7 separate regions of the Homo sapiens genome follow, and regions 2, 3, 4, 5, 6 and 7 are each linked to region 1. Evidence: chromatin loops called from intact Hi-C (ENCODE). Cell type or tissue: endothelial cell of umbilical vein. All regions are shown on one strand. Region 1 holds the start of MIR4466 (microRNA 4466). Region 2 overlaps ARID1B (AT-rich interaction domain 1B). Region 3 has its middle 48 kb from the start of TMEM242. Region 4 overlaps LOC101928923 (a long non-coding RNA gene). Region 5 overlaps ARID1B (AT-rich interaction domain 1B). Region 6 overlaps ARID1B (AT-rich interaction domain 1B). Region 7 overlaps ARID1B (AT-rich interaction domain 1B).

Region 1 (4,000 bases):
AGGAGGCAGCGGAGGAGGAGGAGGAGGAGGAGGAGCAGGAGCAGGAGGAGCAGGAGCGGGAGCTGTGGCGGCGGCGGCCGCGGCGGCGGCGGCAGCAGCAGGAGGCGGCGGCGGCGGCGGCTATGGGGGCTCGTCCGCGGGGTACGGGGTGCTGAGCTCCCCCCGGCAGCAGGGCGGCGGCATGATGATGGGCCCCGGGGGCGGCGGGGCCGCGAGCCTCAGCAAGGCGGCCGCCGGCTCGGCGGCGGGGGGCTTCCAGCGCTTCGCCGGCCAGAACCAGCACCCGTCGGGGGCCACCCCGACCCTCAATCAGCTGCTCACCTCGCCCAGCCCCATGATGCGGAGCTACGGCGGCAGCTACCCCGAGTACAGCAGCCCCAGCGCGCCGCCGCCGCCGCCGTCGCAGCCCCAGTCCCAGGCGGCGGCGGCGGGGGCGGCGGCGGGCGGCCAGCAGGCGGCCGCGGGCATGGGCTTGGGCAAGGACATGGGCGCCCAGTACGCCGCTGCCAGCCCGGCCTGGGCGGCCGCGCAACAAAGGAGTCACCCGGCGATGAGCCCCGGCACCCCCGGACCGACCATGGGCAGATCCCAGGTAACCCTCGCGCCAGCCGGGCCTGCTTCCGCCCGGCGGCCTCGCCGCGCCGCGAGCCTGAGTTTCTTTCTTTGCCGCGTACTTTTCCCCGTCTTCCCGCGGGGGCGGCGGGGGCGCGGCGCCCAAAGCCATCTTGACGGGCGGCCGCCTCCCGCCGCGGTCGGGGCGCCCCGGGGGCCGGCGCGCTGTCCAGGCCTGGGAGGGCTTCGCCGGGCCGGGCCGGGCCGGGTGGCTTCTACCCCGCCGGCCCGCACCCGCGTCCCCCCCCTCCCCCAGGCCCGGGAACGCGAAGCGAGATCCCGAGGCGCCACCCGCGCGGTCGCCGTTTGGGGCGGCGGGGACCGTTCGGGTGCTTTTGTAACAAATAGGCTCTCCCGGCCAGGACGGCTGGGGCGAAGAGCCACCCGATCGGTTCTGGGAGCGCCCACAATGTGCTTTAACGGGGGAAAGAATGAGGAACTTTCTCACACCTTTAGCCACAGCACGTTCCCTCTTGGCTTCCGAGGTCCAGGCAGGGAAAATAGGTTAGCTTTGTGACAAGCGAGTGGGTTTTTCCTACTTAGGGAGAGCCATTCAGAGACACTCGGTGCGGGCTTCGAGCTCGAACGTTTGCTGGTAGGAATAATAACAAAATTTACAACGACATGGAGGTGCAATATTGTAAAATACATCGATTCGTTCCTTAGAATAGCCAGGGAAATCCATTATTGGGCTTACGGGCTGCTTGCAGGGAGTCACCTTCAACAGGCAGGCTATGTGAAAGGAGCACGTTCCGGATCAATTGAACTTATTTTGATCATGGATTAGGCATGCATTTTATTCAGCAAATCCAGTAAGATAGCAGACCAGTGAAAATTGATCTTTTGGGATCGTATTTATTTGGATTTTCTTTATTTTGCTGTCACCCGAGTCCTACAGCGCTGTTAGGAAGTGTCCTGCACTCTTGCTGTTTCTTGCTAGTAGGCTGAGCCTAAAGACTGACTTGATCTCCTTTGCAAGGTTTGGAATTTGAATTGTGGAGGTAAACTGGCTGTAATAGTCTCCAGACAGCTGCCTCTGAGTTGACATCTAATCTGCCATCTGATTGGCTCCCCTCTCACCATTGGGCATTTAGCACTGCTGATGTAAATAGAAGTGCTGAGCAGTACAGTCACAAAAATTCTTGCCACAAATAATAACTGAGCTCTATTACAAGCAAATGTAAGGTTCAGTATTTAAAGCTGAAACTATTATGAATCATAGTTATTAATAAGAGGATCAAATACAGAAAAACAGTTCGCTGGTGTCCAGTATTGGGCATTTACAAAATTCAGATCTTTGATGATAGTCTTAGAATATGCACATTACATATATCATAGACTTTAATTGGAGGCTGAGGATAAGGCCATTGAAAAATAAGTAAACCACGAATTTTACCAATTTTTGGATTTGTAAAGCCTTTATAAAAGTCTTCCCTTTACAAATTCAACTATGGAAAAATTTGAATTCTGTCAGCACACGCAGCTTAATAAAACCTTAAAATTTTTTTAAGATTTTGATAGGCAGCAATATATTTTGGTGATGTGTAATTCACCTGATAAACAAGATTTAAGCTTCATTTTTTTGTGATTTATCAGTTCTGACTGTTCAAAGATATTTGTGGATGAGGAGTTTTGGTTAGAATTGACATATTTAAAAAACGAAATGAGGAAACCACATATTTGTGCAGATAACAATAATTAAAAGGGGAAAAATGAGATATTCCTGTGAAATACTAAGAATCATTTCATATTTGCTTTTGATGTGGAGAATACAGAAATGCCCCATAATCTTTTTTTTTTCTTCATTGTTTTGTTAGATTAGGTAATTTGAGCCTTGTTTGAACTGCTTACACGATGAATTAGGGAAACTATATTCTAAGCAAGTTGTGCTGGGTGTCTTTTTTTCCAAATAATTTTTCTTTCATGTTAATGCTATGAAAGTTTAAAAAATCCTAATCTGTTAGAGAGGAACAACAGTCGTTGTATGTATATTTTTATGTAACTCATTTATTTTAGGAAGAGGTATTTTAACAATAATCATACCTTAGAGACTTGTCAGAGTGAAGGAAGGGCTGAATTTAACAAATAATCTTGTGAATCCTAGGCTGAACACTGCTGTCCACTGCTTTCAGATCTTTAGTTATTGGAGTTTTGCTTTTAAGGATAATAGATTTTTCTATTCTTAATAGAAAACTTGTGATTTCAACTTGTTTTTGATTCACACGAGGAAAAACATTATAGAGAAGAATCATGGAAATAAACCCACGTAATTAATTTTAAAAAGGTTTGCTTTGTCAGCCTGCTTTTAAAGGAGCAGTTTAAAATTCACATCTTCGTAAACTAGAGACGAATGAAGTTAGAGGCAGATGTAGGACCATGTTACTTTAGAGTATTTTTTTCTTAATGGTACCAATCATTTTCAGTATTTTGTTTTCTTGTAATGAGAATGAATCCATTATGTCCCTATGACCCTTGGGAATAGGCTTTTTTTTTTTTTTTTTTTTTTTTTTTTTGTTGAGGTTGGGGGAAATATGGACATGCGACCTAGATTCAGGAATTTCTTTTAAGTACCTTACCGTGTAACATGTGGAATGTGTCTTTTTTACAATCCTTTTTTTTCTTTTCTTTTTGGAAGTTAGTATTATTTAGTATTAGTTGTTGTAATTATACTAAGAAACAGTCATTTGTCCAAAATATTAAATTACTGCCTGACTGTAGGTCATGAAATGCTATTAAATCACATTGTTAAATGATGAAATATTTTGGCTTTTAATATGTTTTTAGTTTCATTTTTGATTTCAGGAAATAGTTTCTATTGGGTGGCAAATGTTTTCGTAATTGGGACAAAACGTGTATATATTATAGGAGAAGGGTCTTTTTAAAAAGTGAAATAAGCCATTTGACGATTCAGTTTATTACTAGATTTTTGTAAGATGAGTATTCAGATGGAGCAGTCTCAAAAGGAATATTGAGGTCTACTCACGCACATAGGTTTTATGATGTCCACATTTCTACTGAATTCCATAAATGCAGTTTTAACTTTTAGTTTTATAAAACGTAGTACAATGTATTAAGAAAAGGGCCTTATTTACCATTAGAAGAAAAGTGATTAGCTAGCATGCGAAGCAGGAAGCTACAAACTGGTTCCTGATTACCTTAAAATGTGTGTGAGATACATTATTTGATAAAATCACTCCCAGTTAAATTTTAGGGTGTCTGATATTTTAAATCTTGTAAACAAATTTTTGTGGCCTAAATTTATATATTTGCCAAAGTATGGATGGCTGTGTATAGTTAGAAAAGGTGGACTTAGTAACTGTGGCTAATGGAAAGGGCCTATCATTTAAAAAACAGGAAAAGAAAATATAACAAATGTCTGCAGTTTTGT
Region 2 (4,000 bases), 68 kb after region 1:
CATGCTGCTATCTCCCCCTCCCCAGTAACTAACTCATCGTTGACTCTCAGAGGAGAAGTCAGGGTGTCTGGAGAGCTGGAGGCTGACTGGGGGACGGGCCTGTTACGTGTTTTAACTGAGTCCCCGTTTTCCATGGACTCGCCTGCTGTGGCCCCTCCAGATGGCAAGTCCTCTTGACTTCCTACAGGACAGGTGGGGATTGGGAAGGGGGATCTCTGAATTGCTCCCTACAGATTGTTTACCCAGCCCCCCGCCACCCTCTGATTCCTGTCTTTGGGGTTCTGCACTTTAATTAGCTTGCTTCTTATCCTGTCACCTAGAACAGATTAAAACTTTAATTATCACTTGTCTTTCTGCTTTTCTCCTTCCAAAATTTTTTTGACCTTTCTTATCTGTTACCATCTCACCTCATGTTTTCTTTGCCCTTGTGGTATTTGTTTTTATTTCTTTACTGTCATTTTAATGGGGTCCCATGGAAGAGTAGAGAGAAACATGAGCATTTAATCTGTCTGTTTACCAGAAACCTCTGCAAAGGCATCTTTAATAAGCAGTTTTTTTTTTTAAACCAACCTGTTTTCTAATAGGTTTTAATACTGTGCTATCTGGTAATGTGCCAGAGTTTTCAGTGTCTCAAGGAATTGGTAGACTAAGAATAAACCTAAGAATAAATGAATTAAACAGCACAACTGGAGCGTCTCTGGCAGGGAACCTGGTCTGAGGAGGCCATGTAAGGGTGGGGTGGCCTTTGTTTAGATTCGCCAGGAAAAGCTTCAGGGAACTCAGGAAGTGCTGCTCAGGGGAAAGGGTCTCCCAGCTGTGTTTAGGACCCAGCGAATGGGAGATCTGAAGTGGGAAGGCCGGCCAGGCTCTCCCACCATCCAGAGGCAAAATGAGGTCTGGGTCTGTAGAGAACATCCCCAGTGAAGGGTAAGAGAGGAGAGTCCAGCTGAGATAGACGATGGGAAGGAAAGAGAGTTTTGGAGGTTTCTTGCAGATGAGAGCAGATATATTTTAATGAGGATGAAGATGATCCTAGTGTTGTAAATGTTAAGGATATCTTGAATGTGTTTACATTTGGTAGTTATTAACACACGTCTGCAGGTAAACATGATTTTTCTGGTTATCCTTTGCCTTTAGGAGAGAAAAAGAGGCAAGTTAAGTAAAGTATTTTAAGGTTATATTTAGTTCGAAAAGAAATTTCTGACTGTAGACCCGGCTCTCTGCAGATGTGGCTTGCTCTCCAGGAGTCACAGAACCCAACTCGACCTCCTCCCTGGAAGCCCACCAGAGAATCCAATAAATAAAACAGTCAGAGCAAGGGTGTTGTAATTGAGACCCCACCTACCTGGCCTTCCCCTTGCCCTGTCACTGGACAGGTGATACTAAGCATTCATATTTAGAATCGTGATGGAGACTTTGCCAGTCTTCAGTCCTCAAGGAAAGATGCAGTGGTGCTCATTTAAGGCAGAAAATATAACTAATGTCTGTGTTTCAGTGTAATTTTTAACAATAAAGAATGAAACGGGAAGAAATTTCCGATTAATACTTATGAACCCAGAAAATGAAGTTAGTCATTGTAGCATAATCCTTAGCTCCTCAGCCTTCAGTTGTACTGTTGCTGTATTTGAGCTTTATTGAAGAGAACAGCTTCACAGTATCTGTATGTGTGGCCCAGTGCCAAGACCAGTGTGAAACTAAAAACAACAACAGCAAACTGTTAGAGTAATTATAACAAAAGTCAAGTCTGTAGCCTTATGTGTCAGGAATAAAGAATAAGAGTTCAGTTTATTTGGCCAGTGTTTGGTGTTCACATTGCTGTTTATGTAACTCTACATATGGTCTTTCAAAGTGATCGTGCACTTCCAAAATGAAGTATCTACCCACTTTTATCAGCTTTCCCAAATGTTATCTTTTAATGTCTTCATCACGATTAGAACACCCATTAGTAATTAGGATAACTCAGGAAAAGGATCTTCCATGTGGACCACCATCCTGGCTGGAGGTTGTTATTCTTCTCTGTGCATTTTTGGTGCCCTGGATTTGGCCTGATCCTCAGGCCCCTTTAAGTTAAAAATACCCGGTGTGTGGTCTGCCAGCTGGCCCAAGGCCAGGCTTTTTATAGCCTTGTCTGGCCTGGGAATGGAGCTTAGCATGAGGGGAGGTGCCGGGGGGCCTTCTCTGGCTTGGTAGACCAGAAGTGTGGGGAGGCCCTGCTGCCTCGCTAAGTCTTAGCTCTGTCATCATAAATAAAAGACGAGTCATCTGATGGCAGTCCCTTTCTTCTCTGATATCTTTTGGTAAAATATTTGTTACAATAACCAAGGAGACAACTTTGAGTAAATTTCCCATTATTTTTGAAGCCTGTTGCCCCTTCTGCCAGGGAGAAACTTCACCGCCTGGGTCCATATACTTTCACTAATTAACTGAGCACCAGGTTCCTGGAGAAACATATTTATTAAATGTCAAAAATTTGGGGACATTTAGTCTTCATTTTTGGTCTTCTGTGTCCAGTGGCATTTTTCCTAAATTATGTCCAGCATTTCCTTGAGATTATGTATGCTATTTTTTATTCTAAATTGTTGCCTCGATTCTTCTGAAGGTACTCACGTGTTACCAGGGTTCTTCCCTCTCCTCCCCTGGGAGTACTTAGAAAACCATTTTTGTCTCCCTTCCTTCATGCCCTCTTCCCTGGAAGAGTTTTATATACTAAATCATAGGGTTAAAGTAATAAATGCCATTGATACCTTGCTTTGTTTTGTTATTAAACATTGGTAAGGAATTTGGTAAAGTGAGGGATAATGTTACAGAATTGTCATTACAAATAATTTTCAGGCTATACCCCACAGTCAGCCAACATGTGGGACCCGCTGCTAAGACTTAAAATATTAAATAGCAGAATGTTAATTAATTCATAGAGAGAAGCATCTGCATTTACGTAGTCTAAAAGAGTCAAAATTTAAACACCTCTTTGTGTAAATCGTTACAGTCTTTGCATGTTTTTCTGTCCCAGAGAGCAGACAATCACATTCATTTTCTCCTTCTTTTCTTGTTCATTACTAGATGGAAGGGGCAAAAGAAGAAAAAGACAAATATTTGGGTGCTTTTCTGTGCTGGGGAGGATAGCTTTTTTGGTTTTCTTTTGTTTTTAAAGCCCTTAAGGACCGTAGTTGGTAAGCCAATTGTCACAGTTTGGGTGGACCCTAAGGAGGGGAAGCCGTGTCATTGGCCCTGACACTGATTATTGAAGGACAATTGTTCACTTTCTCTCTCGGATTAAAAATGCATGAAAGCACCTTTTTGACACCGGGCTTTCTGAAACCCAGTGCTGTCTTTTTTTGTAATACTCCTGTGGATGTTTTTGCACAAAGTGGCACCTGTTAGAGCTGGAAGTGTTCTTGCACGGCTGTCTTTGATCTAGTAGCCCTGGACAACTTTAAGCACATAGTTACTAGATGCAGGCCCGCCCAGCCCCGGGAGAGCATATCTGGCTTGCACGTATTTAAGGTGATGTGCAGAAGAGAACTGGACCAATTGACAGGCTGCACTGTACACAATTACTGTGTTTCCCATTTGAATTATCACTTCATTTCTGAAAATGGAAAAGATGGGACGGAATGATAGGAAGTTTTGAGAATGCTACAATATATGATTAAATTGGAGACTCTTTTTGACTGGACAATATGAATCTGTATTTTTATTATTGCATTTTGGGTGATTTTGGACGCCAGTATTCTTATTTAGGATTGAATTCTCACATGAAATTGTGTAAATATTTTTCTTTTTGAGGACCTATTTCTAAAATTAAGCGGCTTTTTTGAATTTGTATTTTGAATTCCTAATTTTGTAGGCTATGCCACTTTTAAGACATAAGTGCCTAAAAGGATGAAAAGTAATAGAAAGTAGAATGGGGAAGTGGAAACACTGGAATCACCCCTTGCACTGAACGCATAGTAATTTTTAATGATCACAGAGTGGCTCTTCGTTGTAATTAGTGTAATTT
Region 3 (4,000 bases), 490 kb after region 1:
TGGTCGCCAGTCGTTTCAGGTCCTGGGCTAATGGACGTGGCCTGGGAGTGATCAGCCAGGGCCATTACCCCTTGGACGGTGCTGTAGGCAGACCTAGGCTTCGGGACTCCTGGGCTCCTGGACCCCTGGAAGAGTGTCGAGAAACATCTGGACAGGATTTCTCAATCTGGGCACTACCGACATTTTCAGCAGTGAATTCTTTTTTCGTGGGGACCTGTGCTGTGCATGGCAGAATGCTTAGCAGCATCCTGGCCTCTACCCACGAGGTGCCAGTAGCACCCTCTTAGTGTCTCTAGGCAATACCAGAGACGTCCCCTGGGGGAAGAGAGGCAAAACTCCACCCACCAACCCCCTCCCCCCAGCCTCTCATTGAGAACTGCTGATCTGGAGGCACCCTAGTTGTCCGGAGGCGGAGGGAGGAATGGGGCTCCTTGGGGTCAATATGAATTTGTTTTGTATTCCTTGTATTTAAATCCACACAAGAAAGAGCCACTCTACAAAGGGCAGAGTTGTTTCAACTGCAGATGGACTCTTCCGGGACTAGAGGAAAGGATGGGATTTTCTTCTTCGAGGTGCTCTTTAAAAGGACACCCTGAAGCCCGGCAGCTGCAGCCAGGGATGAGACCTCACCAACCAAGGCGACGTAGGTAACAGGGCCCATGGGCCCCCAGGAGGCTCACAGGGAGGGCCCTCCCCTGGCCAGGCCTCGGGTGGGCTGGGTTTGCCGGCTATGCCCCGCCCACACTCGCCCTCCCAGCGGGCCCAGCTCCTATACCCTGCTGGGTGCGTCTTCACTGTGGTTCACAGAGAGACGTTCTCACTGCCTTGCTCTGTGGAAAAGCAGATTGCCGAGGTGGATGGGAGGGATCCCTATTTTGGAAAAATAACATATCACCGTACACACACCCACACGCAGAGGGGAAAATGTGGCAGCAGACACCAAAATATTCCTATAGTTATTGATGGAAGCTGGGATTTCAGGTGCCTTTTTTGCTTATGTTTTCTCATTTTTTGACCTTGAACATGTAGTTACTTATAACAAGAAAAAGTCATTCGAGAAAGTAAAGAAAGTAGACAGAAAATGGCACCTTAAAACCCAAACCGCCAGAAACACCACTTAGATCTCAAAAAGGCACTAGGAAAAGCCCACTTCTGGTTTTTGGGTTTTGGCAGCCACCATGCAGAGGGCGGCCCCTGGGTGCTGAGAGTTCCGGGGTCGGGAGTGGGATACAGGTGGGTAAATGAGGGGCTCCGAGAGGGTGCAGCTGCGGGCGCTGAGGACTGAACTCTCCTGGGAGCACGCGCGGGGGACAGGGAACGGCGGCCACGCCCGGGGACCGACGCTGCAGCCGGGAGGAGGCTCAGTCTCTGCGCCTGGGGGCGTCCAGGGAGATGCCAGGTGGGCGCGGCCAGACGCGGGACCTGGGGACCACGGCACCCGCAGCCACGCCTTCAGGACGCGTGGGCGGGACGGGCTCCGTGGGCTTCTGATGAGGACGGTCGGGGAGATGTCGCCTGCGCGTTTCCGGGAGCCTCCAGTGGCCCCGGTTCCAGGGGACCAGACAGAAAACAAAAGAGCAAAAGGCAGCCAAGGCCTCCAGCTAGGGGTCATCCCCGCAGCCCCGGTCCCGGACGGGGCGGGAGGCCGCTGTGGGGACGCGCCGCCGGGCCTCGCTGTCAGGTCGCCCGCGCCCCGCTCCGCCCGCCCCGTACAGGCGGCGACAGCCCCGCCTAGGCCCGCGCCTCGGCCGCCCTCTGCTGGGCGAAGCGAGCACCACGGCCGAGCGGCGGCCCCGGGAGCGCCGCGGGGACTGCAGAGCGCGGGGAAGCGGCGGCAGCGGAGGCTCGGCCTGGAAGGCAGGGGCCTTGGGGGCGTCCGGGGAGAGGGCCGGGGACATCTGTCCAGCGTGGGCCGTGCGCGGTGCCGAGCGCGCGGGGAGGGCCGAGGAGCTAGACGCGGACCCAGCTCCTCTAGGAGCCGGGAGGGATGGGAGGGACGGAGGGTAAACGGGCAGTGCCGGCCGAAGCCCGGTGGGACTCGGCGGCAGACAGACAGGCGGCTTCCGAGGGAGGACCCGGGGCCGGGCGCGGGCGGCGGGAGGCGAGGCCCTGGAGGCCTGGCGCTTCTCTGCACCGCGAAGACCCGGAGGCTTCAAGCAACAGACGCGGTTCTGGAGGCCGGAAGTCCAGAGTCAAGGTCCCCGAAGGCTGGGGGAGAGAATCTGTTCCATGCCTTTCTCTTGGCCTCTGGGGTACAGGGTCCTCAGTGTTCGGGGCTTGTCTCCCGTCACTCCAGTCTCTGCCTCTGTGGCCACATGGCCCTGTGTCCCTGTGTCTGTCTTTTCTCCTTTTACAAGGACAACAGTGGTCTTGGAGTAGAGCCCACTCTCATCAAATTTAGCTTCATTTTGGACGGGCGCTGTGGCTCACGCCTGCAATCCCAACACTTTGGGAGGCCAAGAAGGGCGAATCACCTGAGGTCAGGAGTTCGAGACCAGCCTGGCCAACATGGTGAAACCCCATCTCTACCCAAAATGCAAAAATTAGCCAGGGGTGGTGGCGGGCGCTTGTAATCCCAGCTACTCAGGAGGCTGAGACAGGAGAATCGCTTGAACCTGGGAGGCGGAGGTTTCAGTGAGCCGAGATCGCGCCACTGCACTCCTGCCTGAGCGACCAAGTGAGACTCCGTTTAAAACAAAACAAAACAAAAAAAACCTCCTGTAATCCCGGCACTTTGGGAGTCCAAGGCAGGCGGATCACCTGAGGTCAGGAGTTTGTGACTAGCCTAGCCAACATGATGAAACCCCATCTCTACTAAAAGTACGAAAAATTAGGCTGGTGGCGGGTGCCTGTAATCCCAGTCACTCAGGAGGCTGAGACAGGAGAATCGCTTGAACCTAGGAGGCGGAGATTGCAGTGAGCTGAGATCGCGCCACTGTACTCCAGCCTGGGTGATAGAGTGAGACAGCGTCCCCCTCTCAAAATAAATAAATAAAAATAAAATAAATAAAGTGTGTGTGTATACATACATAGCTTCATTTTAACTTGCTGAAAATGGAAAGGCCTGATTTTCAAAGAAGGCTTCAACACTGAAATCTTCAACACCAGGGGTTTGGACTTTAACATACCTTTTGTGGGGACACAGTTCCACATACAGCAGGCCTGTTCCAGGTGGGCGTGCAAAGTCCACAGGGCTTCACTCCCAAGGCAGAGAGAACCTTGAAAGTTGTCATGATCTCACCTCACCGGAGTGGCCCTAGAAGGCAAGAGCCCAGCCCTGAGTCCCAGCAAGGAGGATTCCAAGCACTTCCACTCCCCAGGGAGGGAGGGGGCCTGGGGACTGCTTGGGGTTTTAGATCAACCCATGTATTGTAGGCAACGATTATTTTATTCTCAAAAAACAAACATGCCACAAATATCCCTCCTTCACTTTCTTTAGTTAGAAGAGCAAGCCATGTTCACTGAGGGAAAATGGGGAAAGTAGATTATAAAGGTTTAAAATTCCAGTGCCCCATGATGGCCGCACACGAAAAGGTGCATCTGTCTACCTAAGTGGGTTGGATGTCACTGTCTGCAGTGGAATAATGCCACATGCCAACCTTTCTGGAACTATGACTTTTGCCGTCACTTTTTGAGTTTAGTTTCCTAGACTCATCAATAGGGCTGTTCTCTGAAAATATGACCTGCAGTTAGGACTCGGTGCCTCTATAAATGGCAGGTGCTTTGCTCATGTGGCTCAGAAGATGTGGAGAGTCTGGGCCTGTCTTGAGGAGGTGAGCTTGGGGAGGGTGCCCCTTGGCCACAGGCGCCACGCTCTGGCAGGACCAGGGGATGTGACCTTCTAAGGAGACACGACCCTGGTAAATAAGCAAGATAGCTGCCGGAAGAATAAGGCGGAAAGTGTCCAGAAAGGATGGGGGTGGGGAAGAGACCCAGGGGTCTCGCAGGCCAGGAGCAGGGCCAGGCTGGCTGTGGGAGAGTTGAGAAAGAGGGGGTGCAG
Region 4 (4,000 bases), 610 kb before region 1:
TCACCGAGTTCTGGTTTGCTTCCAAATGCAGAAATTCAGTTGGTTTCATCATACCATTTTTGTGGGTTCAATTTTTAGTGTTTTCAGTTTTGTAAAAACTACTTTTTTATTACCATAGAAATGTTAAGTTTTCCTCTCTCTCTCTCTCATTTCAATCTCTGTTTCTCCCACCCAACACCACCCAGGAAGTTCAATTTTGAATTGTAATAGATGCACATTTGTTTCTATTAAGTTCTGAATCAAGTCATGAAAATAAGCTAAAAATAGATGAATTAAATATGGAAAATAGTCATTTAGCCACCAGGATTCACTGACCAAAAATTTCAATTCACTCTGAGCATGCCCCACAGAGGCCGAGAGCTCCAGACACCTTCTGATGTGGCTGCCTCAAAATCACAGCCTGCTGTTTTAAGTACAGCTTGAGAAACATGTGTAATATGCGTTACTTTCAAAGCACTATCCCAAATAAAGGCCTGTTTTATCTTCGTGAGAATTTTGAGAGAGGTCCTAGAGAAAACACATTTATGCCCATTTTGCAGATCAGGAAACCGACACATGGAGAGAAATCTGGTTGCCTAGAGCCACAGAGTTGATTCAAAACAAATTCAGCAGCACTAATGTGTCTAACTTCCGTCCTGGCCTATTTTTTTTTATAAAAACAGCTAACTCAATTCTGCCACCATTTCAAGATGTTAAGATCCGTCACTTTGTCACTCATACCCATCCAATCTTTGAAGGAATCTGCTGTTGATATTTAGTCTCTGGGACACAGAATGTATAACTATGAATAACACAATCATATGATTGGGTGTTTTTTTAATGTGCTCCTCAACTGGCACTCAGTCTCAACATGTAACCCATATTTGGAGCCCAAATATGAGAGTGCTTACACCTACTTTATGTACCCTGCTGAACACAAAACCTTTTCATTTCCAAGAAACAACATTTTCATAATTGCATTAGCTCAACCACATTTTCAGAAAAATAACATGGACTCAAATGTATATGTGATGAATGGATTTGCCTTATGAAAATTTCAAGTCGCTTCAAGGTTTTGGTTCTGCATTTCCCACATTCGCATTATAATGATAGCACCATAAAATTTGATATAAATTGCTAGAATCATAAGAAATATTTTCAAAACCCCTTCTTAAAGAAGAGGTGATCATATAATGAATCATGCAAATCAGCAAACAGAACATCAGGAAAAAGGTATAAGCTGGGACCACAAATATAAATGAGGATGTCCAGTTGCCACATTGGGATATAGTATCCATCCCTCTCAATAAAGTCCAAGGGAAATAGGAGGAGAGATTTGTAAAGATCCTGTTGACATCAGATGCTGTGAATGTTCTTTGCTAACCATGACTTACTAAACCCGAACATTGAACCTTTTTGGTGACAACAGTTCATGGTAAAAGAAGTTAAAAACATTTAAATAATATTTTCACTGTGTCTGTTAGTTTGAAGAAATAGTCAGGGTAGGTGGTTGGGGGAAAGAATGAGAAAAAATAAATGTCTTTCCTTTGGGCGAAAGCCAAGGACAACCTCAAAGAAGATATTCTTCAGAGATGAAAAATCAGAGGAATGACTCTAGGAACGCGACTGAAACCCTGGGTGACATGTGACATATGGGGTGAAAGGTTTTTAACACAAGAGGCATACTAAACTTTTGGGGGTGGGCTCTGAGGCTGGGCCCTTTTTTAGGGTTCTTTGTTTTTCATTTTTGTGTGTGGGCTCTCCGTGCTTTGAAGTTCCAGCCAGCAACAAAGAGAAAAACTTGCTCTGGTGTTTTTAGTTTGGCTGAGAGCTGCGATTTAGCTAAGGCTTCCCCCATATATGGACTGTAGGCTGATGCTGCAGGGTTGGCCGAGCCTGTCATAACCCTCTCAGTGTGTCTCTGAAATGGACACGGGCTTGGGATCTTGTAAGGGAACTTGTGAAGCCATCATTACTGTACAGCTACAAAATTCATGAACACAGCTAGAAAGAATAGCCTGTTGCTATTTATCCAAAGAGGTTAAAAAACATCCAGCACACTGCCTATTAAAACGTAAAAGCAGCCGTGAGTTCTTTCATTTTGACTCCAATTCCCTGGCACTGGCTTCATGATCCTGTAGGGACCTTCTCGTTAGGACTTGTTGCTTCCACTTTCAATGTTATTAGTGGCAAAGCGTTAGGCCAACAGTTATGCCCTGTTCTTTTGTTCTTGTAGGAAACATCTGTTCTTTTGTCAGAGAGCACATGCCAAAAACTATGCGATTATAAGCAGCGAGCTCTTCAGGGAGCAGTCAAGTCATCACACACCCTGGAGCACAGACCTTGAAAACTTCCTGCACTCCCGCCTGGGTCCTGGCAGCCTCCTGGAGCTAGAGAATTGCTAAGCTAGTCACAGTGAGGTCCCCAGCCTAGGCCCCCAAGCACCCAGGCTGGAGGGAGGGAGGAAGGCAAGTGGGGAGGCATGGAATGAGGCAGAGAGTGGAAGTTAATTATCGATGAAGCTACATAAAAACATCTTTACATGCTCACTTGGCTAGAGTGTGGGGGCCACCCACATGGATCTGAACCCTCCACACCAGTGCTCACACTGTATCACACACACGGCTCATGCTAACGGGAGAAGGAGCAGAGACTATGCACACTGGGAGGCATGCAGAAAATGATGAAGGAAGCTCTCAGAAGTCCCTGCGGTTCTAACTTACCAGTTCTCTCAAAGGTGCAATGCTTATGGCTCACCCTTGCTTTCAAGGATCCACAAGCAGACTTGGGAGTCACGATGCCTGGGTCTGAATCTGGCCTTCACCCATTCTAGAGCTCTGACACTAAAGCGTTACAAGTTCATTGAGCCTCAGTTTCTTTATCTGTAAAATGATAGCAATAATGGTATCTGTCATATACCTGAGCTAATGTGTAAAATATCAGCATAGCAAAATAAGTTAAATCAATAATCTAAGTTTCTATCTTGAAAGGCTAAAAAAGAACAATAAATTAAACCCCCAAAAAGCAAAAGCAAAGAACAATAAAAATTAGAGTAAAAATAAAGTAGAAAACAAAAAAATAGAGAAAAGGTTGATTCATTAAAAACATTAATAAAGTTGACAAACTCCTAGATAGACTTTAAAAAAGAAAGAGAAAACACAAATTACTAAATTCAGGAATTAAAAAGGAGATATAACTAAAATATTTTCAGACATTAGAAAGTTAAAAAGCAAATATCATAAACAACATTATGTTAACACATTTGGTAAATGAAATGAATGATCTCCTTAGAAATACGATGAAAATCATAGAAGTCTAATATTTAAGTAGCCTTATAACCGTTAAAGAAATGAAATTCACAATCAAAATCTTTGCACAAAGAAAATTTCAGGCCCAACTGGTTTAATGCTAAATTCTTTCAAATATTAAGAGATAAAAGATAACAATCTTTAAACAAAAACACTTTTAGAAAATAGAGGAGGAATGAGCATTTCTCAACTCTTTATGAGTCCAGCGTTACACCAATACCAAGAGTAACACAGACATTTCAAGAAAAAAAATTATAGATAAAAATAATTTTTTAATATATATGTAAAAATTATCAACAAAATATTAGCAAACAGAATCCAGAAATGTATAAAAATAATATTACACCATGGCCAGGAATGATTTATTTAAGGAATGCACAGTCAGTCTACCATTGGATAATAAATCAATATAATTTACCACATTAATAAAGAAGAAAATTCACATATTCGAATAGATGCAGAAGTTGCACTTTCAAATATTCAACACCCATTCATAAGTTCTTAGAAAATTAGGAATAGGAAAACTCCCTTATCACAAGGCACCTATAAAAAACCTACAGTCATAACACACTAAATGGCAAAAAAAAAAAAAAAAAAAATGTAAAAAGAATGCTTTTCCCCGAAGACTGGGCAGAGAAAAGGATGTCTGCTGTCATTACTCACCACTATTATGCAGTAATGTGCTGAAACTCTTATACAGTGCAATAAGGCAA
Region 5 (4,000 bases), 240 kb after region 1:
TCTATCGTCCTTTGTGATGCCTTTTTATGATAAAACTCAGTCATCCACGCTCACTCAACTGTCATCTAATTGCCTGCGAATCCATGTTCTTTAGTCTCCTGCAACTTGTGCCATGACCTGTATTTCCTGCTGCCAGCGGGTCACCTCCGCGGATATACCACAAGCATGTCAAATTGCCGAGGACACAACCATGCCATTCATTCTTCCCACCAAGCCAAAAGAAAATCTGGGTGTATCTGGACGACTCCTGTCTTCCCCTTCATATGCAGCCATTATGTTTCTAGAGCTAGAACCATCTGAAAATCTTAAGTCCTTTAGGGTTTTTTCGCCCCCTGCCTTTCTCTTTTAGCAAAGATAAATAAAAAGTGAAACAAATTGGCACAACTTGGAGGATGAAGAAGTAGCAAAAGACAAAGCTGTTAGAGGGATAGGAGAAAGTCATTTCAGGAAGGAGGGAATAGACATAACAAGCAAATTTGCCGTTCAGGAAATGTTTTATTTAAGAAAATTAATAATATTTAGAAAATAAATTGGATGGAAATAAATTTTTAACATTCCTTCTCTGATGAAGAACTGACCTAAAATGTAGTTAGTTCTTTATTCTTGCTTTTTAACCTTGTAGATAACATCATGTTAGTCATTTACCCCCATACAAGTTGAGCACTCTGTAAGGGATGTAATTTAAACATGTCTCAAAACCAAAAACCAGTCCATGGGCAGATCTTTTTATTGCGATAATATATAACTACATAACTGTAAATTGGAACCTAAAAATATATATTTAATATGAAATTAATTTTTTTTAATTAACCCAAACTTTAACTTTTTTATAAGGGGTTGTGTTTGAATGCTTTAGCCACTAGGCATGTGTTTTTCTTTCTGATGCTGTTGGAGCTATAAATAGTAGGTAGAACTGAATGAGATGGCATCACATAAACAACAGCCTAGCTTGGTCATTTCTCCTACTCAGATCGCGAGTCAAAATATTAAACAGTGGTGGTTTCAAACTATATGTAATTTCCTCAAAATTATGCTTCTCTAATATTTTTTCCATCGCTTTTTCCTCACCAAAGATTTGTTACCTCTCCCCTTATATAACTCTTGGTCATAACTCAATAAATTATTTTTTTAAGGAGTGGTACGTGAGTTTATGCTGTACGTGGTTTCTTTGGCTGATCTACTTGAGTCCTTAATTTTCTTACAAAAAGTAACCTGGAACTTATGGCTAGAAACGATACATTCTTACAATATTAATGGCCGAAGGAACGTTACTTCTTTGCAGAATTCGATAAAGAAATGAGAAATTCGGGGACCCGGAAACTTTTAGCGCTTGCCCTGAACAGCGGCCCGGAATCTCCCGCCCACCCGTCCCTGCCCGGATGCCTGCGCGGCGGCGGCGTCCTTCCCTCCTCGGCTGCGCTTTTACTCTTGGTCAGGGCCCGCTTGAGAGAGGGGGATTTTAGAGAGAGGGTGTGAAGGACGCAGGACCGCTTTCAGGCCGCCAGCTCTCAGGCCTCGCTTTCCGGTCCTCACTGCGCGTCCACACCTCGCCTTGGTTTCTTTTGTTTTATTCAAGCCCCGGCCCCGCGGTACAGCGGGGAGACTCGCCCGCGCCCACGGAAGAAGCCGAGCTCCTCCGAAGGGAGAACCAGTGATTCCACGGACCCCGGAATCCCCCGGGAGTGGGACCACCAGGCAGCGGGCGGAATTAACCCTGCCGCGGAGGCGCTGGGCGAGGATGAGGGCGGCGAGCGCGGAGGGGACCGAGTCACACAGCAGCCCGGCGGCCTCTGCCGGCAGGCCCCGCTCGCTCCTTTCGGCCCGACCCGGGCGGGGGTTCCGGTGCCGCCCTCCCTACCCCGCACGTAGGCTCGTGGGGGCGGGGACAGGGGGACGAAAACAACCGCGTCCTCAGCCTGACTGAACAGGCTCGGACTCCTCCGACGGCGCCGCGCCGCGCACAGATGAGCCTTTGTGGGACCCCGCGGAAGGAGGCGCCGGCCGCAGCCACATTCCTTTCCGGGCAAGCGCGGCCGCCGCCTGCAGGCACCGTCCGCCCCGCGCGCCCGCAGGCTCCTCCTGGAGGCGGGAGGCGGCGGCCGCTCGCACAGCGTGTTTTCTAAAGTTTCTGCTGACACAGCTTCGCGTACACATGAGCCGGCGCGGCCAGACTCACGCAGGCACCGAGTGTTTCCCCTGCGCCGTCTCGCGCCGCCGCCCCGCTACCTCGCCGCGCGCCCCTAACCTCTGCGTCCCGCGTGGCGCGCCCAGCGCTTAAGGTTTTATTTTTCCCCTACTTCCTTTGGTGCATCTCTTTCCCCCTCTCAAAACCACCACCCAAACTTAAAGGCTGGATGAGTTGGAACCCGTTCGCGTAATTAAAACGAGTGGCTGACGGTGGAAAAGCCAGGAACTACAGACGAAGGACGCCAGCAGGGCCGCGGAGCCCAGGCCGCCAAGAACAGGGCGGGGAGGCGGGGCGGGGCCGCGGAAGGGGGCGAGGTGGAGGGGCGGGGCCGGCGGGAGGTGGGCGGGGCGAGGCTGGCAGGCCGCCGCCATTGGCTGTTACCCGACGCACCGAGGCTGGGCGGCTTAGCCAGGCACTTGGATTCTATTTGTGTAATAGCTGCTTCTTGGAGCCAAGTGCATGCTCATCAACCTTCCTTGCTGGGAAAACCAACTCACAGCATTTTTTAAAAGCCGAGAAACGCCTAGGCTTGTAAAGTTTCATCTCCTGCCTGTGCTTTCCTGTTCTTAATTAAATGCTGAAGAGTCTTGTCGGGATATTACTTTTCATCCTGTCTCTGCCATGGAGACTTTGGGATCACTGGGTGGTCTCTTGGTCACTTGCAGGTGTTTTAGGTAGGATGTTGCAATCTGCAATCTAGGAACATTTGACGACTTTTTCAAGTAAGCTAAACAACACATGAAACTATAGTAGATTAACCAAGACATGCATTTAATCCAACTAGTAGCAATCAGCGACGGCCACTTTGGTTTTACACTTTTTGTTCACTCTGTGAACTATATAATTTGACCATAAATTCTAATTTGTTCTCTTGTTGATAATTCTTATGCAGATAACTTATAACTTATGTGTGTATTTTTATCAGACTCAAAGCAACTTAATTTTGGAATTCTGCAAATTTAATTGATGATCCATTATAACAACGTAGGGTTAGGGTTAGGGTCAGTTTTCGGTGTTGATGTAGAGACAGAATCCAAAAGTATTTTGAAATGTTTAAGAGAAATGGCCTTGAAGAGTTCTGAATATTAACATTCTTCTGTTTTTATGCCTTGTAGTGTTTACCGCACGTGTGAATATGCATAGAAATTTTCATGTAGCAATTTCTGTGTTTGTGATCTGTATACAGATTTTATAAAAATAATAGCAGGGACATTTCTGACCTTGATCATTGTTGTTAACTGATGACATTTGCCAGTTACAGTTTAAATTAAGTTGAATTTATTATTTAGGTGTTTCATAAGAAGGAGTGAGTTGCATACTAGGATATACTCTTGTATTCCATATCCTCTCCTCACTCCGGCGCTTCCTAACAGGAAGAGCAAATGCATTGTGAGGATAAACACTGATTGGTTACTATCTGTAGAGCAGGATTAGCAGCTCTTTTTAGATTTTGAGCTGCAATCTCTTTTAATAGTGCTTAAATTGATGCAGGTCAGTGAATTTTGTGTTTACAGGCTTTTAACTCCCTAGCTTTGTGAATACTGAATTTATGGAAAAGCTTAATTTTCTCTGTATCTCAGAAGGGATATGTACAATTAAAAAAGAAAACAATACAAATTATTTTACATAAACTGGAGCAATTTGGAAACAGTGTAATAAGGGTTGAGTAAAAGATTTCTCCCCATCGTCGTGGCATATTCTACTGTTACACTTACCTGCCATTGCTCATAATGGGTCTGACGTTGTAGGTACATCTAAGTGTGGTTTGCAGTCACTATTTTATGTTATTTGGAAAGTCTTGGATTTTAAAAT
Region 6 (4,000 bases), 400 kb after region 1:
ACTGACGGCCTACCGTGGTCTCAGTGCTGCGTCTCGGGGGAGAAAGGGGAGGCCTTCTTTGTGCTTAGCCTTCCCACTAGGTGCCTAATCCATTCCATGGGGGAACTGAGACCTGTGACAGAAAGAATTAGAGCTTGCCCATGACGCTGCATAACCAGCTGCTAAGTCGTGTGATACCACGTGTGAGTGATGGTCAGCAAAGAGAATGATTGAGACACGCCTCTCTCTGACCTGGACTCCCTGACCTTTCCCCTCTGCACCTGGGCTCCTTTGCCTTCTGCCCCTGGACTCCCCTGACCTTTCTCCCCTGCACCTAGCCTCTTCTGACATGGATTTTTTAGAATCACCAAGACTGCTCAAACGATTAGATTTTATCAGCCAGCACAGAGTAGATAGTGTCTGGCTACTTCCTTACTGTGACTGTGTCCACAGTATATATAACCAGGCTGGGTCTGTCATGAGACTCTCCGCGGGCTTATAATGAGGGTTGCTGGAATGTAGCTGGGTTGCATCTTTGTCCCCACCCCATCATGCTGTGTACCTTGTGGGCATCAGATGTGGTTGGGAGCAGGTGCTGCCACCACACAAAGCTCAGCTCCCAGCCTTCCTTCTTAGGTCACACTGAGCAGCGCCCAGCTTGCCATTTCTGAAGTAACCTGAAGACCCACAGTTTGCAGCCCTGCATTCAGTGCCAAAAGAGGGCGGTGGGCATCTCCGGGAGCATCCACAATTTATTATACACCACCGAGTACTAAGTAAATGGACAGAAGAGCCGTGTGAGAAAGTTTGAACCCAGAAATTTAATATTTCATTAAAAACCACTGTCCCCTTACCTCCTCCCTTGCCACACAACGCAGGAGACATCAAAAGGCAAAACCTTCCCCAAGTTATTTGCAAATCCTCATGTTTCATCCATGTGTTTAACCGTTTAACCTTTCATAACCTGTTCCCAAGTGGGAATCAAAAGGTTAAAATAATGCCTCGGATCTTGACGTCACATTTCAGGAGTTCTCTTTCTTTCTCCTCCTTTTGCGACTGTGTTGTCTCCAGCCCTTTAAGCCTCCTTGAGTAAGAGCACCGCACAGGAAGGTGTGCACCTGCCCCGTCAGCAGGGCTGGTGGCCAGTGGCATCGCATCATGCTTTTTAAGTTGGGGGCCGTTGGTCCAGGGGCTCATTTGCCTTTGCACGAGGTGCTGCTTTTGCTTTTGCCTGACACCCCAAGCAGTCTTGGGGTGAGGGGATGGGTACGGCCCAGAATCACAGGCCCACTTCTGAGGGCTTGCAGCTGCTGGAATGAGCACTTTCACATCAGTGCCCAAAAACCTAACTTGGAAAATAGTGCCGTTGTTGCTTTTTAAATGTTTTGAGATGCCCTTTTTCCTTAATTGGAGGTGCAGTGGGATGAGCGTGAGGCGTTGGGAGATGTGGCGGGCAGAAGGACCTCCGAGCAGTGCTTTTTCTGTTGCCATCAGCAGGTTCCCTAATGGTTTTATAACTGTAAATGCTGCCTATGCACTGCTGAGTGGGAGTAATGAGCATTAGTTAAAAGAGGCAAATGAAGAAAAGTCAACCAAGACATTAAGTGCTTTTTTTGTCTCCTGGCTTTAAACAAGCCACTTTGTTGCAAACCAATGATCCTGCCGTGTTTTTCACTAGGTTAATAAAAACAAGAAGTGGCGTGAGCTGGCAACCAACCTAAACGTTGGCACCTCAAGCAGTGCAGCGAGCTCCCTGAAAAAGCAGTATATTCAGTACCTGTTTGCCTTTGAGTGCAAGATCGAACGTGGGGAGGAGCCCCCGCCGGAAGTCTTCAGCACCGGGGACACCAAAAAGCAGCCCAAGCTCCAGCCGCCATCTCCTGGTAAGTGGCGGCGCTGCAGTCACTGGCCCAGGAAAGCCCAGGCGCCTGGCCTGGGAGGTTCCGGGAAGGTGGTTTCACAGTCAGGCCAACAGGGAACTTGGGACTTTTGAGAGGTGGGGGGTTCCTGTGTCGTTTTGTTTATTTAATTGGACGCCCACTGGCAGTGTTAAGGGATGAGAGAATTAAATCTGGGATATGGCCATTTCTGGTTGACACTTGGAAGGCACCCCTTCTTTTGCTTTACCTTAATCAAAACAGGCTTTCGAATTCTAAGCCATATACGTTTATTGCTTATACAAGTATTCAAAAAGATTCCATCTACCTCTACACAAAATAAAGATCCCCCAGTGGCCAGTTTGAATACATGTGCACTTCTAGGAAATGCCACCCTACAGGTTCGACAGCTCGAGCTCCCCCGCCCTCTTTCGGAAATCCTCAGATTTGAACTTTAGTAAAATGAAGCCTGGGCTTCGTTTCTAATGTCCCCTACCCAGCAAGTTCTCACTTCTAGGGAATTTAACAAGCTGTCGTGGTAAGGATCCACACGGCCTTGTTTTGGAAACAGGTGGTCTTTTGCAGCCTTGTTCTGGAAGTCAGGGGTCTTAGGAATGGGTGCAGCGCTGGCCACCAACACGCTCGCAGGCCGAGCCACATCAGTGACGCCTGCTGGCTCCCTTCCCTCTCCTCCCCACTGACAGAGACCCTCCCATTCCTTTCAGCTCCCCTGCCAGCCTTCGTTCTACCGTTTGGCTTTCAGATTTGAAATGACAAAATCATATATTCTGATAAATGCAATAGTAGAGAGGGGAAGAAATTGGCACCTTAGTGCTGGGTGGTGACCTTACTCCAGTAGATCCGACCATTCTCTTATCTGTGTCTGCCTCGCAGTCAGCGACCTTCAGCACATTAGCCTCACTGTTCCTGGTCCCTGTCTATGAGATGTGGCTGCACCCACCGCTCCTGTACACAGCTTGTTCTGAGCGTGGCTGGCAGCCCATGTTTCCTGAGCACTTCCAGTGTGCTGGGCCCTTTTCTAAGTGCTATCATTTCATTTTCACATCAGCCCTGTGACATTGATACTATTTTAAAATCCATGAGAAAATGAAGGTCTCGTGGAATCTAAGTACTTGCCCAAAGCCAACTAGCTGGGGAGTAGAAGGTCTTATCTGGGGCATCTGGTGCTACAGTATACACGATACCCACCAGACACCTCTGGCTGTATTGAAAATACCTTTGTAATATGTGAAATGTTTACACATAGAAGCCAGAGAAAGAGGTCATTTCATTTTTAATGATTTCCTCTAGCTGCTGTCTGGATGGCAAAGCTGATATCCAAGGTTGCTAATCAAGGGATCTCACATAAATACGTTTTAGGCCCAAAGTGCACTTGTAGTGAATATACCTAGAATTACATCTGTAGGCTCTAAAAACAAGTAGAAATCCTCGCTAACCTCATCCTTAAAGATTCAAAGGCTTTACCAACTCAGGTGTCCCTTAAAAACTGGGAAATCTAATTTTAAAAATCTCACAACATTACATCCAGTTCACAGAGTAAAACAAGCTGCCTGTGAACAGCTCTGAAACTATTTTTCCAAAATAAAAACCCAGTGGGGCGTAGGGACCAAAGTGGTGATGTCTGTAAAGATCTAAGGGTACATTTTATTTGCCAGGAAAGAACTCGTGTCACTGAATGGGCTGCACTTGTGTATGGAGAATAGCTCTCCCAGTGTGCATCAGCTTCAGGACGGGGGCCCTGCTGAGGCGTATAGATCCTTCAGAAAGTGGAGGGCCTGTTCTCTTAACAGCCAGCCGTTCCCTTTTCCCCTTTTTTAAACTGTCATTTTTATGGCAACATTATCATTTTAACTACACAAAAGAGCTTGGATTGCAAATGGACTCCTGGTATACATTCTTCTCAGTAGTCCAGATGGAGCCGAGGGCCTGTGACACAGGAGGCAGTGGAAGGAAAGCCTCCTGGTCTCGTCCAGCCCCGAGAGCGCGTGCAGGGGGCTCCAGGCACACACAGGCGTCTGGGGGTCGCAGGCAGAGGCACCCTGGTCTTCAGAAGCCTCTCGATTCACTGCCACCCACACAGCAGGTGGCCTCTCCGATTCCAGTCCCATCATTAGGGAAAGTGT
Region 7 (4,000 bases), 170 kb after region 1:
CAACTCCACACATCATCCCAGAGTGTCTCTAACTGTAACTGGGACTAGGGCAAGAGCACAGTCCCAAGATAAAAATTGAAACTCTGTAGTTCAGTTGGGACTCAGGCTAGTCTTATTTTCTTTGCTTTTAGGATAGTGCAGTAAATTTCTATCCAAATAGGTTCCTTTCCTTGGGTAAAGACAAGTTACTTTGTATTTCTTTGTTTGATATATACTTTTGAATGATTTGGGCTACATTCTTACTTTAGTTCATTTTGGAGGAATATTTCTTAGTTTAATTTGTCTCATTATTAATTCCTCCTTCTCTGAAACTTTTTGGGGATATAGGTATGTATGGCATAGTCTACAAATTTAATGCCTTTACTTGTTTTTTTCTTTTTTGCAGATGTAGGGCGTGTGAGTATGGGGCGATGGTGCAGGGAACCTTGCTTTAACATGCTATTTTGAAAGATATCCCCTTTTATTTTGTAGAAATGGGTTACCACGTTGAGCACCAGGAGTTTCTTGTACATTTGGATCCTAGCAGAGGAAATGGGACTTTAGAAAGATTACTCTGAACTCTGAAGGGCTAATTTAAAAAAAAAAAAAAAATCAAGCCCCTCCCCCTATTTTTTCTTCATTTTTAAAAAGGCCTGTCATTTTACTCCAGGAAATGACAAAGAAAAGAGCAAAGGTTTTGCTTTAGGGATGAAGGGAAAAACTTTTGGCTTAATTTGTTTAAAAAATTCTTTTTGTATAAGCTAAAGATGAAACATATTACAGTTGCCAAGGGCAATTAATGAAACAAGAAAAATTAAAATTAATGATTTCTTAACATGCATGTATTTTTATATATTTAATTTGATTTGGATTATTTTTGAGCTGTAATTTCCAGCTACGAAAACAGAGACTCCAGAATGGCAGGACAGCTGAACAGTGGTGGAATAGTGGTCTGTCTGGAGCTTGTTCCAGTCATGACAGCAGCTCCTTCAGGCACCTGCTCCTGAGCATGGTGCCACCATGGTGTCCTGTGAGCTTTTTCAAAGCTAAAACAGTCTCTCCTTTTAAATAAAAAAACTATTTTGCTAATTTTGATTAAAGTTAGGGGTATTCTTGAATAAATACAAATGTGGTCAAATTTCCCCAAATGTGTTTGCTTTTCATAGTTGCTGCATTTATTTATTTATTTCTATTTAATATGTTTTTGAGACAGAGTCTTGCTCTGTCACCTACGCTGGAGTGCAAGGGCATGATCATAGCCTTGAACGCCTAGACTCAGCCTCCCACCTCAGCCTCTCGAGTAGCTGGAACTATAGGCGTGTGCCACCACGCCTGGCTAATTTTTAAATTTCTTATAGAGATGGGGGGGCAGTGGGTGGTGGGGGTGGAGGGTGTCTCACTCTGTTGCCAGGCTGGTGTTGAACTCCTGGCCTCATGTGGTCCTCCCACCTCTGCCGCCCGCCCAAGTGCTGGAATTGCAGATGTGAGCCACAGTGCCCAGCCCCATAGTTGCTGCATTTATGCCTTTCTTTAGCCAGCATGCCTAAATGTTGACATCCTCAATTAAGACACAGTATCTTGTCTTTTCCACATCTCAATGATGCAGAAAAATTCAGTTATGTTTAGTAATCATTTATTGTGTCTAATGTCTAAGATTTTATATTAGATGTAAAGAAAAATAAATAAAAAATCAAATTATTTCACTGGCTTATTAATGTCTGTTCTTTCCCATAACACATTCAGGAATAAGAAAAGAAATCCTCAACAGAAAATATCTACTTTTGGGATACTGGTTACTGAAAATACTTTAACATCTTTTTTCATTTTATCTTCAGAGAACCACGTACCTATAGTTGCAGAATTCATACTTTCAGCACATATAATTTCACAGAAGTGTTTTGCCATCTTGTGGAAGTCTTGACTATTTGAAAGTTTAAGAGCAGCAATGGCTATGACACAACTGTGGTCAGAGCTTTTTATACAAGACATTCAGGTGGCATTGAGTCACGTCTTATCAGTGCTGGTGATTTCAGAGGAAGAGAACACTGCCTTCCAAGTCTCCCAACCCTTTTGTGAACACCTGGTGTAGAAGAGTAATGTTTATGCTGGCTTTCTTGAGTGGCTTCATGAGGATTTTATTATTTTTACTACTTTTTTTGCTGACTTAATTGGCATTTTCTATGTTTTATAGGGATAAAAACATCTTTCATATAATTCTGGCCTGTTTTAGGGGTATCAGATATATATATCTAAATATGCACGTTGTTGTTTGACAAAGAACATTTCACACCTAATTGAGCTTTTCAGCCGGGATACTCCACCTAGAGTACTTTGCACATACATGAGATCTAAGGTTCATAAACCACTTTGGCAGTGCCTGCCACATTCACAAGTGTCCACTGAATGTCAATTTCTTGCCTTTTCTTTGCCCTCCTCCTTTTGTGAAATGATATTTGGCTTCCAGGGCCTGTCAGGGCTGCCGGTGCACCACACTTCCCTGAGATTCAGCATTCCTTTCCTATGAGCAAGGAACTGGAACAGGCGGCTGACTCTTGTCTAAATCAGATCCCCAGGACTCCTAGCCTGTGACTTCATTGCTGAACCCCAATGCTGCAGTACTCTTTGGATGCAGAGAATGTTGGTGTAAATGCCACTGAGGTTCTTCTGCATCCATTTTATTTCATGTTCCTCAGTTTTATATTTTTTATATTTTATCAGTTTTACCCTGCACAGAAGAACATAAAGAAGAGAAAACTACATTAATAAACCTTGTGTTTTTAAGAATTTCCCCAGTATTACGCTGCCATTTTTGGTTTGTTGAGCTACCAAAAACTAAACTATGGGGACGAGTGAAGATGAAGGGGTGAAATCCTCTAGGTTTTAATACATTTTAATTAATTATTCCTAACAAGTGAATTATTTCTAACTTGTGAATTATTTCTAACTCCTTAGGAATAATTATAGGTGTATAGTTTGGACAATTAAAATATGTTGATAATTCGGAAATGTGATGTTAGTGACTAGTGTTAGACTAATCTGCACCCCAGCTTTATCCTCAGAGTCGGTTGGTAGCATAGTGGCTGCAGTGATTGGGGTTCACCCTCCCTTGCTCATTTCAGCTCATGGTATTACTAGTGAGTAGCAAGATCACCTAAAAGAAGGCAAAAGCAAAGGCATAGGTACAGATCTACTTGGTTTGCAGCAAATCTGCTTTAGGCAAACTCCTTACATTGCTCAAAGAGTTTTCAGAGTTTTGGTACAAACACCATATAACCGTAATAGGAGCAACCAGCCATGAAGGATAACACAGGTCTTTAGTGGAAGACCAAAGATGGTGAATCAGGTAGTATCACTAAATGCACTTTTAAGTCAAATACTTAATGTTGAAACTTTATTTAAAATATTATATAGGTTTGTGTATATATATGGGGATGTAAGAGAAAGGGACATGCCTAAATAATTACGTTAATATAGGAAATATACCTTTTTCAATTCTGCCTTCTTCCATCGCAGTTGATTAGATGACATTAAATGAATATGTTGTTGTGGGCCAGGTGGTATTTTGCGGGGGGGTAACAACCTGAAAGTTGTCCTGGTTTTTTAGCGCTGCTCTTTCCGAGTCTTATTTATTGAAGTTTAAACTATTCATAAGATCTAGTGGTAACTGCTGTAAAGGTAACTGGGGAAGTTATAGAGGAAATGACTATGACTTTACCGTTGCAAATAGATTAATGCACTTTACTTTTCCCCAACATTTTTATTGACTGTCCTGTCATATCCCTTCTTAAATCATACTTACTGTTACCAGTTTTACCTTTGAATTTACCTACAAACCTAATTTCTCATTAAAACAATAAAAATGTATGAAGTATAATATAATTGATGCAATTTTAGCCTCCCTAATGAATTTTTTAAAATACTCTGGTATTTTAATATAAAGTATTACCCAGATACTCTATAACTTAATGATCAAAATTTAAGAATTAATTTCTTTATAAAAGTGTTTAAAAATAGCTTGGAT

What was found. A loop is a pair of places that touch in the nucleus more often than their neighbours do. Peaks named below come from ENCODE experiments on the same cell type or tissue, not always from the same donor. Only the 100,000 strongest peaks of a DNase experiment are listed, where the experiment ranks them.
Region 2: a loop joins it to region 1, with 2.3 times the contacts of the local background. A loop is called at or near these places in 27 of 110 quality-filtered maps.
Region 3: a loop joins it to region 1, with 5 times the contacts of the local background. A loop is called at or near these places in 18 of 110 quality-filtered maps.
Region 4: it touches region 1 in a loop (2.9-fold over the local background); 2 of 110 quality-filtered maps call a loop at or near these places.
Region 5: it touches region 1 in a loop (9-fold over the local background); 86 of 110 quality-filtered maps call a loop at or near these places.
Region 6: a loop joins it to region 1, with 5 times the contacts of the local background. A loop is called at or near these places in 39 of 110 quality-filtered maps.
Region 7: it touches region 1 in a loop (3-fold over the local background); 54 of 110 quality-filtered maps call a loop at or near these places.

What each region holds. Positions count from the first base shown.
Region 1 is chr6:156,778,880-156,782,879 of GRCh38, forward strand. ARID1B (AT-rich interaction domain 1B) reads left to right here. Exons shown (of 20, transcript NM_001374828.1): 1 at 1-592. MIR4466 (microRNA 4466) reads right to left here and starts at 852; the gene lies at 799-852. RefSeq lists an enhancer at 1-251 and silencers at 1-22, 93-782, 813-982. In endothelial cell of umbilical vein, no CTCF peak of the experiment used is centred here; DNase peaks (open chromatin) are centred at 1,672 and 3,252; H3K4me3 peaks cover 3,726 bases; H3K27ac peaks cover 3,479 bases.
Region 2 is chr6:156,846,608-156,850,607 of GRCh38, forward strand. The region is part of intron 2 of ARID1B (AT-rich interaction domain 1B); the gene reads left to right. Among named protein-coding and RNA genes, the nearest start is that of MIR4466, 69 kb to the left of the region's middle. In endothelial cell of umbilical vein, no CTCF peak of the experiment used is centred here; a DNase peak (open chromatin) is centred at 2,114.
Region 3 is chr6:157,273,119-157,277,118 of GRCh38, forward strand. No RefSeq gene overlaps it. Among named protein-coding and RNA genes, the nearest start is that of TMEM242, 48 kb to the right of the region's middle. RefSeq lists enhancers at 179-1,011, 1,012-1,843 and silencers at 638-797, 1,228-1,317, 1,518-2,077. In endothelial cell of umbilical vein, a CTCF peak has its summit at 1,764 (motif pointing left); a DNase peak (open chromatin) is centred at 1,793; H3K4me3 peaks cover 1,008 bases.
Region 4 is chr6:156,165,634-156,169,633 of GRCh38, forward strand. LOC101928923 (a long non-coding RNA gene) reads right to left here. Exons shown (of 9, transcript XR_001744423.2): 4 at 2,703-2,861. Among named protein-coding and RNA genes, the nearest start is that of SNORD28B, 210 kb to the right of the region's middle. In endothelial cell of umbilical vein, no CTCF peak of the experiment used is centred here; DNase peaks (open chromatin) are centred at 2,218 and 3,918; H3K27ac peaks cover 1,508 bases.
Region 5 is chr6:157,019,669-157,023,668 of GRCh38, forward strand. All of the region lies in intron 4 of ARID1B (AT-rich interaction domain 1B), which reads left to right. Among named protein-coding and RNA genes, the nearest start is that of MIR4466, 240 kb to the left of the region's middle. RefSeq lists silencers at 1,698-2,217, 2,518-2,607. In endothelial cell of umbilical vein, a CTCF peak has its summit at 2,110; DNase peaks (open chromatin) are centred at 943, 1,273, 1,943 and 2,533; H3K4me3 peaks cover 1,540 bases; H3K27ac peaks cover 1,923 bases.
Region 6 is chr6:157,182,574-157,186,573 of GRCh38, forward strand. It overlaps ARID1B (AT-rich interaction domain 1B), which reads left to right. Exons shown (of 20, transcript NM_001374828.1): 13 at 1,658-1,862. Among named protein-coding and RNA genes, the nearest start is that of TMEM242, 140 kb to the right of the region's middle. RefSeq lists a silencer at 1,122-1,416 and enhancers at 3,369-3,869, 3,870-4,000. In endothelial cell of umbilical vein, a CTCF peak has its summit at 1,865 (motif pointing left); a DNase peak (open chromatin) is centred at 1,828.
Region 7 is chr6:156,947,061-156,951,060 of GRCh38, forward strand. The region is part of intron 4 of ARID1B (AT-rich interaction domain 1B); the gene reads left to right. Among named protein-coding and RNA genes, the nearest start is that of MIR4466, 170 kb to the left of the region's middle. In endothelial cell of umbilical vein, no CTCF peak of the experiment used is centred here; a DNase peak (open chromatin) is centred at 1,971.